4 separate regions of the Homo sapiens genome follow, and regions 2, 3 and 4 are each linked to region 1. Evidence: chromatin contacts called from ENCODE Hi-C or POLR2A ChIA-PET data. All regions are on one chromosome and are shown on one strand. The core of a region is the stretch at or near the end of the contact, and the rest is flanking DNA. Distances in the headings are between cores, read along the strand shown.

Region 1 (4,388 bases), core at 862-3,361:
AGAACAGCAAAGTAAAAATTCCACTTGTTGAATACGAATAACTAACTTTATTTGATAACATTTACCTGGCCATGTCTAACCTTTTCCCATTAAATAACAACAAAAATAATAAAGGCAATAGAAATTATTTCTAAAAGGTAGCAGTGCATATTCCTGAAGACAAAAGTAAAAAAAACTATACTTCCTAAATAGATGAACACTCCCAAGTGAATTGAATTCTCTGTGGTGCAAAACCTCCAATATCCCGAAAAACCACGTTTTACATAGTGGGCCCAGTATGAGTCCTTATAAAGGAAGATGTACCAGGATATTCAAGAGTTTCCCCAGAAGACATAGTGGAACTGTGTGCAGTTCACCTGAAAGCTTTAGAAGAAACTGTGGATGTTGTAAACATGCATTTCTCAAAGATACAAAGCTCCTCAGAACAACTAAACATACTATGAGAAAACCCTCGACCGGGCGCGGTGGCTCATGCCTACTGGGCGAATCACGAGGTCAGGAGATCGAGACCATCCTGGCCAACACGGTGAAACCTTGTGTCTACTAAAAATACAAAAATTAGCAGGGCGTGGTGGCACGCGCTTGTAATCCCAGCTACTTGGGAGGCTGAGACAGGAGAGTCGCTTGAACCCGGGAGGCGGAGGTTGCAGTGAGCCGAGATCACGCCATTGCATTCCAGCCTGGCGACAGGGCGAGACTCTGTCTCAAAAAAAAAAAAAAAAAAAAAAAAGGAAACCCTCATTTCATCAAAACTCCAATCCAATGGACCCAACCAGATTTAACAAGCAGACAAAAACAACCCCTACAAACCAGTTAATTTTCCAACATGCTTTCTGCTTCCAGAATTCTAGACTGTACTGTGGTTTTCCATCCATCTCACTGACTGCTCTTTCCTGGTGTCTTTGGCTAATTCTTTGCCAATCCAGCTAAGTTTACTTGTTCCTGCTAATGTCCCTTTCACTCTGACATTTGGTACAAAATCCCTTCCCCTTTCCAGCCTCTCTTTCTGGACAGGGAACCTTGTTGCTGTCCTTTCCCTTCTCTACATTACTCTCCTGAATCTGCTCTCTTTCCTGTCCTTTCTCCACTTCAGTATCTGCTGTCACCTCTCCTGCATCTTTTCTCCACTGAATGACTCGGTTCTCTCTACCCCACCTTCCTGTCCCTTCTTACCTTAGAATGGTGACATGGCCTAAGTTACCTAAATCAGGCAATCACTGCTAGAAACAATACTAAAGTCCTGTCTCAGGTTTGCCTCCTTATCTTTGCGCTCCCACCCCCACGATGTCCAGCAAAGCATATTACACATAACTTGATTCAATTACCATTTAGTCATTTCTCCAAAGGATAAAGGCCCTTACCGCCCAGAAACCTTCAAGAAAGAAGGCAAACATAACTTCGATACAAAGTAAAATCATCAGATATGAGAATGAATACAAAACTGGCTACTGTTAGCGCCACTGTTTCCAAACCAGTTCCTGTAAGAACAATGCCTTAGTCTTGCTCATCAGACCGGGGTAATCACTGTGCCGAAACCATGACTGGCACGTAGTAGGTACTTAAACACTAGTCGGTAAAACGAACCAAAGGACACGCTAAGGAATGAACACTCTGTGCTTTGCACAGTCCGTGGCACACAGCTGCAGCTCCAAGAGGAAGCCACTGCAAAAGAAGCGCGCCCTTGGGTCCTCCCCTTCCCTCGCAGACCCCCAAACCCGGCGCGCTCCTAACCTTGGTGTCCACGTCGGCCAGGCAGTCTCTGCGGAACTGGTCGAAGAGCCCCTGGCTCTTGAGGTGGTTCACGATCATGGCCACGAGCTGCGGGTCCCCGGCGCCCGCACCCGCGCCGCCCGCCCCGCCCGCGCCGGGGCCAGCCCCGGGGCCCGGCGGCGGCGGCGGTGGCTGCGGCTGCGGCTGCGGCGGGGGAGGCGGCGGCGCCGGAGGAGGCGGCTGCGGCTGTGGGTTGGTGGCCATGGTGGCCTGTGCCGGGGAGGGCAAGGGCCCTGACCGGCGGACGATCCTGGGAGGCGGCGGCTGCACTGGTCCCGCCGCCTGAGGGAAGCCAACGGGATGTTGTTACGGAACCAGCGGATCCAGAGCAACCCCGGAAGTGAAAGGGAACTGGGGGAAAGGAGGAAAAGACGGTGACAACATTGACGAAAGTCCGGCGACGGAGGCCGCGAAGAGCCAGTTTCGACCGTCGCCGGGCGCAAGCGCCCTCGCGAGGCCGAGCTGCGCCGGAAGTGGCGGCGACTGTGGCGACGGAGACGACAAGACTGTGCTGGTCGCGGGTTGTGGGGTTTAGGTCACCGGCAGGGGTCTGGAGTCCCTGGAGGTTAGGGCTTCGACCCGCGCGACACCTGGGGCCCTAGGTCTGAGCGGGGGCAGTGCGTTTCTGGCCCCGCTTCATCCGCGACGGCATTTTAGGCCTGCCTCTCTTGCTCCAGTTTCCCGGAGCAGTGCATAGAGATCCATAGACATTTGTAATGCGAACCCTACGTGGATCTGCTCATTCTAACTTCGCCCAACCCTCTTCGTTCTTAGCCTGTGATCCTGCACTATTCTTGTCCCAGCAGGTAGCTCCAAGTTCCTTCTGTCTCTCTTCTGCCTGCACATACCATTTCCCCGTGGGGGTCCCTTGTTTCTGGCAGTGTGCCTGTGGATTAGATCCGATCCCTCCAGCCCGTTCTTCCTATCTGTGAAGACAAATCGACAGGCTTTTATTTTTAGGAGATTTGCTATTGATTACTATGATTATAGCAGGTAAAACATCTATAGCACATATTATGTACCAAGCGTGGCGTTAAGTGCTTTTACATGTATTAACGCATTTAATCTTTGGACAAACACTAAGAGCTAGGTCTGATTACTGTCCCCAGTTTGCAAATCAGGGAACCAAGGCTCAGATAAATTAAGTATGTTGAGTAAGATTACACAGCTAGCAAATCACCTGCTTTTGGACTGCATCATCTTTGAAATTATTATTAGTACGTGGTCAAAGCAACATAAATATTAGAAAATTTCATAATTACTAAATAGTGTGTGTAACTTTATTGAAAAATGCATATTGTTGCTTTTTAAAGTTCCTACATCTGTGGCTGAATATATCTTATTAGTAGGAAAAGAAGGGTTGAGCATCAATTCTATTCCTATTTGTAATTTTTATAGCTGTGTGCCCTGAGAAACCTTGTTCATATAAACAAGTACTGTGCCTAGGAATGGAAGAGTTTTGTTGTAGCAATATCATTCAATTCTTGACCTCAAAAAATTAGATTTGATTATCTATGAGCTGACTTCAATTAGGCCCTCCTTCTATTTTATGGAAAGCAAAGAGCTGAAAACCACCTGGCTTGCCAAAGGATTTGTTTACTTAATCCTTATTTTTTCACTCTTTCAGATTCTGGGAAATATACCAGATAGGTTTTACCAAGATACCAAATGACTATGAATTAGACCTGATTTTTTCAATGAGGTGTACCTTTCACCTGATATACTGAAAGTTTGGAGAATATCTAAACATTTTTCATTTTCATAAATAGTTTTGGATAAGATTTATTTTTGTTATCAGGTGGTTAAATTATGTTTTTGTCAAAATTTGCAACTGCAGATTTAGCTCATTCAAGTTCAAAATCTTTGTCACTGGGCACAGTGTCTCACGCCTGTAATCCTAGCACTTTGGGAGGCTGAGGCGGGAGGATCGGTTGAGTCCAGAGTTCAAGACCAGCCTGGGCAACATGGCAAGACCCCACCTCTACAAAAAAATAAAAGAAATTAGGCGGTGTAGTGGCGTGCACCTGTAGTCCTACCTACTTGGGAGGATTAGGTGGGAGGATCACCCGAGCCCAAGAAGTCAAGTCTGCAGTGAGCCATGATGGGGCCAGTACACTCCAGGTTGAGCAACAGAGTGAGACCCTTCTCAAAAACAAGAAAAAAAAAGGTTTGTTAAGAATGTTAAATGTTTACCTTATAACCTAATTAACAGAGCCCATTTTCATTGTCAAACTAGACAAATCAGATTTACTTTAAATCAGAAACAATTTGACTTCATTGTTTCAATTCAGAGTATCCTGTGTGTTTTGAGGAGTTTGATGAAGATAGCAGAGAGGAGAAAGTCATGGATATGAATCTTAAAAGATTAATTACTATATGCAGTCAAGGCTGGGCGTGGCAGCAAACCCCTGTAATCCTAGAGCTTTGTGAGGCTGGGGCAGGTGGGTGGCTTGAAGCCACAAGTTCAAGACCAGTAACAAAACAAAACAAAAAAGTAACCAGGTGTGATGTTGCAGACCTTGAGAAACTGAGGTGGGAGGATTGCTTGAGCCCAGGAGGTTAAGACTGCAATAAGCTATGGTGGTGCCACTTCATTCCAGCCTTGGTGACAGAGTGAC
Region 2 (4,388 bases), core at 537-3,036, 3.9 Mb after region 1:
GAGGTTCCCAACAAAAGAGGTTGTTTGTTGATGATTAACAGGGTCAGTGTAAGAATTAAATGAAATGGAAGATGCTAAAGCTCCTGGCACAGGGGATGTTCAGTCCTTACTCAGGGTCTCTTGGTCTGAAGTCCCCAGAGATAATTATCTCTACCTTAAGCTGTAAACACAGCATCTATTCATCAACATTTGTTATATTATTAATTAACTTGTTATCCCATGGGGGATACTGAAACAATGAAAAGTCTCCATCATCCTAGCCCTCCCTAAGATGGCAGGAAGAAGCTCGGAGGGGAAAGACCAAGAGCCAGAGGTAAATCAGCTCTCCAGATTCTGCCAAGACCAAGGTAAACCAAAGTGCCACCACCAGGAGAAAGCACAGCCTTCACCCTCTAACACATGACGCTAACAGGATCTACTGCCTTAAAGATATTGGGGGCATTAAGAGTCTATGGGAACTCTGGTACTGGGAACACAGTGCCTGGCCCTTGGCAGAAGTGCTGCCTCTGTCACCACCATGCATCTCTGAAGACCTGGGAAAGCGCCCTCATCAGTGTCCCCAAGCACTGAGCAGATGGGTGGCAGGAAGGGAGTGGTGTGACTGAATTCTTCAGAAGCATATTCCTGTACCAGATTCTGAGCAACAAGAAAACCTTGGTAAATGTACACTATTTGGGTGATGGTTACACTAAAAGCCCAGACTTCACCACTACACAACATATCCATGTAACTAAACTGTACTTTTGCCCCCTTCATCTATAAAAATTAGATAGTTTTTTTTTAAAGAAAATCCTGAAAGCCTTTTTCTGGTCCCAGGGGAACTCTTGCCCAGGCTGCTGTGCTGCTGCTGCTAACTAAGCTCCCAGAACGCTGCCGCTGGCAGTGTCTCCACCGGGAAATTGCTGAGGCCTGCTGAGCGGCTGAGGTCAAGGGTCTTTGGCCATGTATCAGCTCTGCTCCGACTTGCCGCCTCCTGGAAATTGACACCTGACTATGCAAAGTAGTTGAAATAGTCTTTGCAGAGCAAAGAAGCCGTCAGCGTTTTTCCGTGCTGAGCCTTCAAACTGTCAGATCCAATGGGGCTAAAAGAACAGGGGTGGGTAGTAATAGTAACATTAATAGACAGCATTTAAACAGTTTTTACCAGGCGTCAGGTAATTTATGTGCAACGACACCAATTATCTCATCTAATCGTCCCAACTCTCACTGTCAGAATCTCCGTTGTACAAATGGGGAAACCGAGGTCCTACGGCGTTAGGTAATCAATACGCGGTCTCATGACTAGTAACCGGGACTGGGCTGTCTCATTCTAGAGCCTTCCTTCTACACTCTCTCTCCGTCCTCTCACCCCTGCTCCCGTTCCTCCCCTTTGGAATTCTCTCCCGAGTCACGCCGGACTTTTTGGGTCTGGCGGAGGCCCACGGAGCACCTCCTTGCACAGCAAAGGCCCAGCGCCCTGGGACTGGCGTGCGCACGCACTCGGAAACAGGAATAGACGCGTAGACCTGTGCGCGCACGTGCAAGCAACACGAGTCAGGGGGTGCACAGGGGCCCCCACCTTCCTCTAGACTGCCCCCCGCCGGGTTCCACACGAAAGCCCCCGGCCACCCCCGCGGAGACCCAGCAGCCCCAGCCCGCAGCATTACCCAGTTGCGGGCCCGAAAAGCCTGCACGCATCGAGAACCCAGAGCGCCCCTGCCGCCGTACACCAGCACCCGGCGCGCCTCGCCTGCAGCCGCCGCCGCCGCCATCCTGCTCCTGCCAGCCCGGCTCCCGCAGCTCCGAATGCCTCGAGCCGGAGCGCCGCGCCCCGCCCCGGCCGGCCAACCCCGCCAAGAGGGAACGCGCGGCGGCCGCGCCCCGCTCCGCGCCCGCTGCTGCCGCCTAGCGCGCTGCCACGCTCGGGGCGCCCCGCCACCCGGAGGGACTGTAACTTCGGCCAGGCCCTGCCCCTGGGACGGGGACATCGGCGAAGCCCCTCCTCCCACCCGCCAGCAAGTGCTGGGCCTCGGGGCGTGCAGCGAGCCGGGCTAAGGGCGAGGAGGGTGGAGAGCGGGTGTTTTACGAGCATTAATTTGTGAAGTGTAAGCATGTAAAATATAGTATAGTACAATTTTCGACCACTGTTTTGGCAATTTTTTATTTTTAATTGTGCATCAAAATAGAGATTTAAGTATTCCCACCTGCCAAAAAAACAGAAGAGGTCGCTCCGCTCAAGGAGCTGAAAGTCCACCGCCGAGACGAGACAAACCACACTAGGTCTTATTTCTTCTATCTAACCGTAAATTTATACCCATTAATCCAAATGGCCCTTTTACTATATGCCACCCATCGCCAGACACAGATCCTGGCATTTTCTCCCTTGTATATTAGTTATTTCTGCCCATGGCCTGTATCTTTAACACAGAGCCTCTCATCTACAGCACTACTGACATTTTGGGCCAGATAATTATTTGTGACAGGTGCTGCCCTGGGTACTGTAGGATATTTACAGCATCCCTGGCCTGCATATACTAGAAATCAATAGCAAACCCCTACCCCTCACTCATAAGAATCAAAAATATCTCCAGATTTAACAGTTGTCTCCTAGGGGCAAATTCATCACTGATAGAGAACCAGAGCTCTAACACTCTCATAACCTTCTTGATAGCAGAACCCTGTATTACATACATCTTTGTGTCACTTCCCATCCACATATAACCTTGTACACAGCAGACACAGATGTTTGTTCAGTAAACTTGTGCCAGGTAAAGCATGCAGAAATATGTCACTAGAGAAGAGGATGCAGCCAGCAGCACATTTTGTTGTCAGAAGCTTCATTATCAGAAATAGAACTGCTAGGAGGCTGGATGGAGAGGAGAGCACCATCTATTTAGTGCTCCTTATATCCAAGGCACTGCGCTAAGTGATCTGCCTGTGCTATTTCACTTTACTCCACACGATAATCCTATGCAGATTAGAAAGCTGAGGCATGAGAGTCACAGACACTTGTCTGGAAGAGTGGGAATTTGAACACAGGTCTTCAATAGCTAGAGTTCCACTTAACCACACCTTTGTTCAGCAAGACAAAGGCTTGTTGGGAATCAAGTGTTTCCCTTAGAGTTTTTCTGAAAACAATTGCTTAACCCTCAAAACACCAAAAGTTGACACAGGTCCCTCACTGACGGCAGAAATATGACTCAATGATATTTACGCAAGTCCTGACTTGTCAAAGCATGCTTAATGTTAAAATAAGAACGTGAACTAACATTATTGATCACTTAATGTGCCAAGCAGTCTTCTGAGCCTTTTATATGTATTCTGTTATTTTTTACCAGAAAAACATTTGCTGTTTCAAAGTCACTGGGATGAAGATGAGCTGTTGTAATTCAAAGACCTGAATTTCAGCCCCAGCACTGACATCCAGTTTTTCATGAGAGAAATGGCTGAAATCGTGCATCTCCTGTTTACCTTAAAGGGTTGCTGGAGCATCAGAGGTGAGCAAGCATATGGTCAAAGCATTTTGCATTTTGTACATGGTAAAGTGCCACTCATCTGTATATATAGTAAGAGACAGGATCTCACTCTGTTACTCAGAGTGGCATGATCATAGCTCACTACAGCCTTGAGCTCCTGGGCTGGAGCAGTCTTCCAGCCTCAGCCTCCAGTAGCTGGGACTACAAATACACGCCATCAGGCCCAACTATTTTTTTTTTTTATTTTTTGTAGAGATAAGGTCTCACTACATTGCCCAGGCTCAGAAATTCTCATTTTTATTTTCATTGTGGAGTGGCCACTGAAGTGAGCCCCAGTTGCGAGGAAGGAAACTGACATTTCCATTAATGTGTCCCTCTGCTTCCTTGACACTCTCCAAGTGAGATTCCTGGGACCCCTATTGGTTAACAGTGCAACTTCCTGAACCCCCCTTCAGGCTTCTGTGACCAACTAAGAAATTTTACTGCTCCACTTTTGCCCAACTTTGCTCCCCAGAGATATGGATAGAGTGACTGTTGCCAGTCTCACATGATGTTAAGTTGATATTCAGGAATAAGGTAAAAGTCAAAATGTCAAAGTCCACAGTATAAGATAGAAAGGAAAGAATATTTCATTCCTAGTATCTACAGATTAAAAGGAAAGCCTAGATCTTCCACTATTAGAAGAGATGAATACCCCAGCAGTGTGGCTACTATTTGCTAATACACTAGAAAAACACTTTTCTCTCCCATTTCAGATAACGTAGAAGGAGGGACGGGTGAGAGCAATGTTAAGTGTTGGATTCCAGGCTACCCCAACAGCCACAAAGTAATTCTAGTCACAGTTTACCCCCAGCAGATTCACACAGTGAGAAATTCATAAGGCCCTATTTACACATTTCAATATTAAAGCCCCAAGAACCGGGGTCATTTGAT
Region 3 (4,388 bases), core at 1,138-3,637, 3.4 Mb before region 1:
GGGAGGGAAAACTCACCAGTTTAGGTTGTGAGCCACCTCCACTCAAGGTGTACCCAATTCTTTAGTGTTGGAAATACATTTAGCTTCTGGTGGCAAAACTCACTGGATTTCTCCTTAACTTCTATGCTCTTCGTTGTCTGACACTTGCACTGCCCCAATATGATCTGTAGGAATATTTGAGTATCCAAAAAGATCTTTAAGGTATCAAGTCACCTACTCTCACATGTACAGAAGATGTGCCAGATGCCAGTCTTCAATTCTTGTTTAAATTGGTCTTTCGGAACTCTAAAGTCAACTGCCACTGAAGTCATTGACTAAAGCTTCATTCACACATCTGTCCTTCCTCAGACTGGCAGATAAGATGGAGATGAACTTCACAAAGACCTTACTGGGAGGATTGTATGATGCTTGGGAGATTCAGAATGCAGACAGCATGTCCTCCTAATCAAGAAGCAGCCCTCACCGTTTTCAGAGCTGACAGACTACTGAGGCTCTCTGAAAAGCAGTTTAGTTTGCCATAAAGAGCCAGTCAATTTAATCCCTGGATGGTGTGAATTGCTCTGGGTGGCAGGAATGCTTTCCTGAACCTTTCTGATAAGGTCCTTGTGTTTTCTGACTATTCTCTAATCTGTAACTTTGGAAATGTGGATGGTGTCAATGTTTACAAAGGGGTGAGGCTGTATTCAAAACTTGCTGTCTCCTTAGTTGACCAGATCTTCATTGCTTAATACCTGAAAGGGATCCCGATACTAGAAGAAAGCATGGAAGGACTTTTTATGGGGGCTTGTGAATTGCCCTCTTAGGGGAAGACAGGAACCTCTCTGCCAGTCTCATTAAACCCTAATCACAGATCCTGGGTAGGCTGAGCTAGATGAAGAAACAGGACCTGTGGTATTTGGGGCAGGTGTTCATCGTATTCCTGCCAGCAGAGATGTGCTCTTGACATAAGTCAGTCACATGTCCTTGAGTCCTAGTCAGCACTGGGGAGCCAGTGTAGGGTGGATATAGATATGCAAGTGGTCTTACGTGGGTCCTGGCTGATCTAGAGTGGGGACTGAAATGTAGGGTCTACCTGCAGAATTGGATCCTTCATAGGCTTTTGGTAGAACCAGAGAGGGAAGAGAGGACAGCCTTTGGTGAACCTGTCAATGGGGAAGACTGAGTAACTGAGAACTGTTGATAGTTACTTGGTTATATGTAGTCTATGACCAAAAGAAACATCCGAGGCTTTATGATCTTCAAATAGTTTGAATACTTGGCCACACCACAGTGATAGGGCTTTTTTTTTTTTTTTTTTTTGGTCATAGAATGACTTAAACAGAATCATGATGCTTTGAATTCTCTACATATTTCATCTTTTTCTATACTTGAGTGATCTTGGCCCTATGGCTTAAACCTAAGAATCCTTGTTTGGTTCCCTTTTCAGGGAAAAGGTCTAGGCCTCCTGTTCACTGGTGTCCTGGTGGCAACCTGAAACAATGTTAAGGGATGTAGACTGGGGAACAGACCCCCATCAACCTTGTTGCAGGGACTGTGATAATGCACCGTGAGCCCTGTGGTTGGAATATACTGTTGCTGTGGTCAGTTATGGTTTCTGGGTACCCAGGGGGTAATTTTGGGCTTATACACCACTGACAGGGAATTGACACACTTGTGGTTTTTTTCCTTATCTCTTATGCCTTGTCCCTTGATACAGGAAGAAGTCATAGAAATTCCTCTTAAAGAATTGGCACTAATTTCTCAGCATGCAGAGATCCTTCAGGGACCAAGGTTCTCATGGTTGTCTGCTTCGTGATTGAAATGGATGTAGAACCCAGCTGTTTTGAGAGCCACTCATGATGGTAGCAGTGCCCATACCGCTAACACTCCACTCCCAGCTGGCTGGATATCAAGTCTTTCAGCTTCCTCTGACAGTGGACGTGTGTGATGGAAGCCTCTGGGCTCCAGAGTGTCTGCTGGAGTAATCACTGGGGCAGTCAGAACAATAGTCCCTGAGCTCCTCTTATCTTCCTCTGCTCATGTTGAGGTCTCTAGATGACTTCACTTCCTGTCAATGTCCTTCCCTTCTTAAACCACCATGAGTTTGCATATTCCACTTCTATCTACCAAGAACACTCTAGTTCATGACTGTCACTCAAGGAGGCTTTCAAATTAAGATTCACAAGTTTGCTGGCTCTGAAGTTTAGAGGCAATCTTTAGCTTGAAGAATCCCACCTGAAGGTTTAGGGAGATATAAGGACAGACATAAATGTAAATAACGGCAAGTAGATAGGAGTGTCTAGAACTTGGAGAGCTGAGATAATCTTGTAGAGGGTGCACTTCATTCCAACTGAATTCAAGACTACATCCTCTATATGCATCACAGGAACTGAGTCACACAAAAGAGTGCAGTTATGGAATTTGTGCTGTGGAAGCTGATGCCCTGGAGAATGAGAAATGGACCTCAGCTTGGCACTGACATGGAGAGAGATGTCTGTCACTTGATCTTTTTGTTGCCTAAAACTTGTGACTCAAACCATCTGTGTGGATGCACAATGCCAGGAAAGGTCTAGGTAATTCAGTAGCTGTGTATCTCACTGGCTTTAGAGTGTATTTAAGATAGGCTTCTCCCTTACTCATGATTCTCACCTTCAAAGAGCAACTCAGTTTGCATGACGAGGTAGTCAGAGTTGATTCGATCCCTGCGTGGTATGAACTGCTCCAGGCAGGAATGCTTTCCTGAACTCTTCTGATGAGGTCCTTGTGTTGCATCACTGTTCTCTAACCTGTATGAAAGTGTGCATATGTGGATATTTTTCCTAAATGAGCTCCTGGGGCTTCTGAATGTCCTGGCTCTTTCCCTGTCACTGAGGGACATCCTTTTCACCATTATGTCCTGGGACTTGCACCACAGCCATCGTGTCCTCATGCAGTACAGCCCAGTGTGGGTCTGAATGGCCTTCATGACTTCACATAGGCTACATGTGGCCCAATAGCATCCTATCTGGGCAGAGGCTGAGAGAACCTGCCCTCATGCTGCTTGTGGGTGAGTCCTTGGAGGACCGATTGCTGGCTCCTTTGCTGTGACCCCTGCACTGCTGACAGCTGTCCCAGCGTGTATTTGACTTCAACATGTCAAACTGACTATACGTTAGTTCCACTTACTAACATAGCACTTTCTGTTAAGACTTTACATTTCTAGAGCCTTCTAGGAAACGTGCTTAACCATACTACATAGCTTAGTTGATAGACATTTATCATGACTAAATTAACACTGACATTTGTAGAATTCCTAATCTTTAAAGAATTCCTGGTCTTATTTTAGGTCCAGGAGTCCATGTGCGGGACATGTTGTAGGTAAGCTGTGTTGTGGGATTGGTATACAGATAATTGTCACCTGGGTAATACATGTAATATCAATGGGTATTTCTTATCCTCCACCCTCAAGTAGGCCTCAGTGTATGTTGTTCCCCTCCCAGTATCTGTGGTCATCTTGTTTGGCCTCCCATGTAAAAAGAACATATGTATTTGTTTTTTCACTTCTGTGTTAGCACATCTAGAGGAATGGTTTCCAGCTCCATATTGCTGCAAAGGACATGACCTCATTCCTTTCTATGGCTTCATAGTATTCCACGGTGTATATGTACCACATTGTCTCTATCCAGTCTACCATCTGTGGGCATTTAGGTCGATTCTGTGTTTTTGATATTGAAAATAATGCTGGAATGAATAGACACATGCCTGTCTTCATGGCAGAACTGATACAGGACAGGTAAGGCCCAGAATTGGGGCTTAGCCCAGAAGGGGTTTTTGGCTTCATCCAGGAAAGAATTCAAGGGTGAGCCAATGGTATTAGACAGCTACTGTTATGGAGGTGGCAGGATAGGATACAGCAGTGGCAGAGGGTATAGCTCCTGGTGGAGCAGGGCTTATCCCATAGGCAGTGAGCCCAGAGTAGCAGCTCACAGGCACTTCTGTACTCATACCCCCTTTTACTATATGCAAATCAAGGGGTGGATTACACAGAATTTCCAGGAAAAAGGGTGGTAACTTCTAGGTGGTGAGGCTGTTGCCACGGAAGCGGGTGCTAACTTCTGGGCATTGCCTTGGCAACAGTAAACTGACATGGCACACTCGGGGTGTCTTATGGAAAGTTGCTTCTGCTAGCCCTGTCCCTATCTTCAAATTGGTCCAGTGTCTGAGCACCATCACCTGCCTCAGAATGATTTTATATTTCTTTGACATATACTTAAATGGGATTGCTGGGTTGAAGGGTAATTAAGTTCTTTGAGGAATTGCCACACTACTTTCCACAATAAAGTAATTGACACTCCTACCAGCAGTGGATAAGAGTTCCCTTTACTCACAATCTCAACTAGTATCTTACTTTGACTTAGCAGCCATTTTGA
Region 4 (4,388 bases), core at 738-3,237, 3.2 Mb before region 1:
TGGCCAAGGAAGGCACTCAATAAGGTTCGTACTGGTTGAAAGAATGAGTGAATGAATGAATGAAAGAGCAGGCTTCACAGAGACAAAAATAAAATGTTCTTTGTTCTTCCTTTTGCACAAAAACTGGCCCCGATGCCCTTACTTAAAGGCAAATAAATCTCTAGAGATCTAAATGGATTTTTTTAATTGCCATTTTGCATTTTTAAGATCTTCAGATCGGGTATAATACATCAGAAAGGAGTCCCAATAAATAAAGGAATGCCATCCTTTGTCTGCTCTTTTCAAATTGCATTTGCAATGAATGTTATCAGCATAGCAAACTGTCTACGCAAAAAAGTGTTATTTTTGAAGGCTAAATTTGATCCAAGATGAAAGTAACTTTTAAAAATTGCATCCTAGTTAAAGATATCAATATCACACAATTTTAAAAAAGAACTATTTGTATTCTACTCAAAGAGACAACAGTATATAACATTGGTTTCTAAAACAATATTTTCTGAACCCTTGGCTGTGTACTGACATCATATGCTGGGCTGAACTTTGCATATGTGACTCAAGAGAGAGAAAAGAGATGTATTCCCATCCTCAGTCTCTGCTCTACTGTAGAAGAGTACTGCAAGCTTCTAGAGACCCAGGTTTGTCTTAATTCTTGGTGATTTCAAGTCTAAACTTAAGATGGTTTAAAGAGTCTAACACAACATTAGAGTTTAGCTACGTAGATTTGTACTTTTAAATAGGACATAATGCTCTGTAGTTTTTTTTTTTAATGTTACGTTGATAAATCGTTCATTATTACAATTTTTAAAGTCAGAGGTATTGTAACGGGATACATTAACTACCCAACTTATAAAGACTTAAGTGTTTTCTCCCGTTCGCTCTTTTGGCTTTTCCTTTCTGGTTAAGAAACTTTCATTCTTTTGAACCCTGCAATTTCTTGGCTTTACAGAGCCCCAAACCCCAAAGACACCAAGATAAGACGGGCAGGCCGGTATGGGGAGGTCCCACAATGACATCAGCATTTGGAACAATTCAAACCTTCACCATCTCTTCTCAACCTCCTATGTCCTCGCCCCCCGTAAAAGATGCGCAGGACCTCGATGGACGAGCCCACCCCTGACCCTCTCAAGGAAAGACAATGCCAGGCTGGTTTTCGAGTTTATTGTCGGCACGCTCCCCCGATGGCAGGCAGCATCCGAGGCGAGCGCGCCTGAGCCTGGGCGCTCGGAGGACGAGGCCAGGTGCATCGGGCGCATCGTCGTCTCCCAGGCGCGTCCCGCTCGCCGCGAGGGAAGGCCGGGGTTCTTCCAACCGAAGAAAACCAAAACCGTCAACGCTCAGCTCCGAGGCCCGCAGGAGGCTTTAAAAATGGCCTCCTGACGACACTTCCTGCTCGGCGCGGACGGTAGGAGCCCTCGGAGGAGGCATCCTTCATAACGCTGGGGGCGGGGAGCGCAGGCCGGGCCAGCGGCGCCACACGAACGGCCCCGCGGGACGCTGCCACCCCCGCCTCGGTCGCCCCGGCGCGTCGGCCGAGTCCGCGGGGTCGCGGCGCACAAAGGCGAGCTGGGGGCGCCGGGCCGGACCCCGACCCTAGGCCAGGCCCGCGTACCTGCTCAACGCGCGCCAAGCCGCGGCCCGGGCCCCCACCCCAGCCGGTGCCCCACGCCCACCAGCCGGAGCCCGCGTTCGGCCTACCCGGTGCCACTTGCCACGACGCCAGCCCTCAGCGCGGGCACGCGGGGCCGCGGCCGCTCGACCCGCCCCGGCCTGGCCCCGTCAGGCCCCCGCCCCGCGCGCCCCCACGACCCGGCCGCAGCTGGCGCTTCGGTCACGTACACGCGGATCCGGGGGCCCTCGCCCTCCCGCTCAGCTACTTACCCGGCAGGCCGGATTCGGGTGCCAGGTCCCGGCGAAGGGGCGTCTACACCGCCGGCCGCAGACCGCCGGCGCCGCGCCCGCTGTAGGTCCCTACCCGGGGGGCGGAGCCCGCGCCAGCCCCGCGCGTGCGCAATGTGAAGCGGCGGCGCGGCTCCAGCGAGGCCGGCGCCTGAGGTCTCTAAGGCTGCGCCCGCCCCCGCCGGGCTTCTAAGCTGTCCAGAGCGGGGAGCCTCAGACCCAGCCGAGCCCCACTTCTGGGCTTAGAGCTTGACCCAACACGTTCGCACCGTAGCGAGCGAGGTCCACATTTAGCCATGCCGCAGGCAAAAGAAGGATTCGGCTTCGGTCCTGGCCCAGTCTGCCATCCCGGGGCGCCTGCCTTGTACCGGGTCCCGCGGAGGGCGGCCTTGGCGCCTGCCTCCCTGGAGCCTGCAGTCCTGCAGTGGGTGAGTGAAAGCGAGAGAAGAGGAGCTCAGGTCCTCAGCCTCCAAACTCGTCTTCTTGGAGAGCTTCAGTGAAGGAGATGGCCTTGAAGTCCTGGGTACAAATCCTGACTCTCCCTACTCCTTTACATCTTAGCTGCTGGACCTTGGCGAGAAAGTCCCCTGACCTCTCTCAGTGTCTTCATTTCTGAAGACGGGGAAGGTCGTATGTGAGGCGCAAAGCCTCCTCTAGCAGTTGGGCGTTGCGAGGGTCAGAGGGGACAATGACTGTGGGAGTCTGGAGAGGGTGTGAGCTCATTTAATGCCAGAGTTTCTTTCCTGCCTCCTGGACTTCGGTGCTATTTTGGGCGAGCCAACTGCCCTCTAGATACACCTGCATCTACGGTCCGGAAGGAAGACATATTTAGAATAGAGCCTCTAAGAGGAAAGAAGAAGACCATATTGCCAGGTCCCGCACAATCAGTGACTCCCCACAAAGTGAAACAGCTCTCCAGCAGGGGCAGGTTGAGGCATGGGAGCAGCGTCACTGGGAAGTACAGTTTCTTCGGGATGAACAGCTAAAGTTTATTTCAAAGCTCTGGAGGCGGGGGCGGGGCAAGGCTGGTTTCCATCACCTTCCTGTTGGCGGCCAAAGGTCGGCGTGCACGGACAGCGGCCAGTATGCTGCACGGAGGAGATGTGGGCCTGGGCAGTACTGCCACACGGAGAAGCGGAGTTGAAGAAGACAGGCTCAGCCACAAGTCCAGCAGCTGGGCAAAACCTCCACCACTAAAGTATCAGGAGCTGGGCAGAGAAAATAGCAGCCCAGAGAGCAAATCCTTCTTCCTGCCCTAGGCTGCAGTGCTCCTAACCTCGGTCCTGATCAGGGAGCTGCTAGGGTCCTGGTTTTCTATCTCCTAGGGCTCAGAAAAGCTAAGGAACCTCTTCTCAGAAAAACACATTTATGTGCAGATAGCACCTATCAGAGAGAATATGCCAGAGAGTTCAAAGTCTCCCTCAAGAGTAGGGTCAAGTTGGGAAAGGCATTGAGAATCCAAACTAGGAGCCACTGCCTGAAAATCTCTAGTGGCAAACAGAGCCACATCAGGAAAAACTATTAATTCTAAGTATTGGAGAATCTGAGGTCTAGACATTAGAAAATTGTCCTAAACTTTATAAGGAGAGGCAACTCTCCTTATAACTTCTACTCATGCATCACAGTTCTGCCCTCTTAAGTCACACAGAATTGATGTAAGGTACCTGTGGGTCTCCTGGGAGTTTTTCTGAAGTGAGAACTGGTTATAAATCCCAGTTCGGCCACATAGAAGTTGTGAGCCTGTCTGAACCTCAGTTTCTCATGTAAAATTCAGTGAAAAATAGGTCCTTCCTCCCAAGGGGGTTGTCAACATTAAACAAGAGAAAGCAAGTCAGGACTTATCACAGTCCCTGGCAGATAGAAGTGACTGTTAACTTACTCTTCAGTAGCCCAAATTCAGGGAGATGAAATGCTTTGTGGAGTGTCTGGAAATGGAGTGTTTACAGCCTGAAAAAGGGTCAAGGAAAAATAGAAACTACTTCAGCAGAAACCTTTAAGGCTGATGTCCCTAAAAGTCTTTTGATGCTTGCAAATGTGAATCATCACACGTTCCCTACACGTCTGCCCTTCATGTCTTCTTCTCCACCCCCCAGCTTAGTTTGCCTAAATTCCGTGGATCACTTCTGTCACGAGTTGAATTATGTTTCCCAGAAAAATACGTTGAAGCGCTAATATCCCCCACCCCCAACTTATGGATATGACCTTATTTGGAAACACGGTCTTTACAGATGTAAGACAAGGTCATTAGGGTGGGCCCTTATCCAATGTGAATGGTGTCCTTACAAGGGACACCATTCTGTGTCTCTGTGAAGAGACGCAGAGAAGAAAATGCCATGAGAAGACATGGAGACACACAGGGAGAAGAAGCCATGGACAGAGGCCGAGATTGGAGTACACAGCCACAAACCAACGGCTGTTGGAAGATGGAAAAGGCAGGGAGGATCCTCCCCTAGAGGGTTCAGAGGGAGCATGGCCCTGTGGACCCCTTGATT

The links. A loop is a pair of places that touch in the nucleus more often than their neighbours do. ChIA-PET counts read pairs that join two places held with the same protein, here RNA polymerase II (POLR2A). Pooled maps may share reads with other maps.
Region 2: a loop to region 1 is called in a pooled map, with 6 times the contacts of the local background. The contact joins the promoter of QDPR here to the promoter of BOD1L1 in region 1. A Hi-C loop is called at or near these places in 7 of 50 pooled maps.
Region 3: a loop to region 1 is called in a pooled map, with 10 times the contacts of the local background. The contact joins the enhancer-like site here to the promoter of BOD1L1 in region 1. A Hi-C loop is called at or near these places in 5 of 50 pooled maps.
Region 4: a loop to region 1 is called in a map of gastrocnemius medialis, with 8 times the contacts of the local background. The contact joins the promoter of ZNF518B here to the promoter of BOD1L1 in region 1. A Hi-C loop is called at or near these places in 4 of 168 maps with a recorded cell type or tissue (CD4-positive, alpha-beta T cell, CD8-positive, alpha-beta T cell, gastrocnemius medialis and 1 more) and 11 of 50 pooled maps. POLR2A ChIA-PET finds 5 or more read pairs at or near these places in 1 of 52 experiments (activated B cell).

What each region holds. Positions count from the first base shown.
Region 1 is chr4:13,625,614-13,630,001 of GRCh38, forward strand. It overlaps BOD1L1 (biorientation of chromosomes in cell division 1 like 1), which reads right to left and starts at 2,112. Exons shown (of 26, transcript NM_148894.3): 1 at 1,732-2,112. The coding sequence starts at 1,974. MIR5091 (microRNA 5091) reads left to right here and starts at 2,252; the gene lies at 2,252-2,344. RefSeq lists enhancers at 1,541-2,271, 2,109-2,268, 2,272-3,002 and a silencer at 1,769-1,968.
Region 2 is chr4:17,510,304-17,514,691 of GRCh38, forward strand. It overlaps QDPR (quinoid dihydropteridine reductase), which reads right to left and starts at 1,787. Exons shown (of 7, transcript NM_000320.3): 1 at 1,647-1,787. The coding sequence starts at 1,751. RefSeq lists a silencer at 1,416-1,995.
Region 3 is chr4:10,179,229-10,183,616 of GRCh38, forward strand. No RefSeq gene overlaps it. Among named protein-coding and RNA genes, the nearest start is that of WDR1, 65 kb to the left of the region's middle. Within about 2 kb of position 2,388, at least 3 of the 41 ENCODE cell types and tissues checked have a DNase peak (open chromatin) inside an H3K27ac peak, as active enhancers do.
Region 4 is chr4:10,455,439-10,459,826 of GRCh38, forward strand. ZNF518B (zinc finger protein 518B) reads right to left here and starts at 1,988. Exons shown (of 3, transcript NM_053042.3): 1 at 1,879-1,988. RefSeq lists enhancers at 1,054-1,113, 1,096-1,911, 1,174-1,333 and a silencer at 1,464-2,103.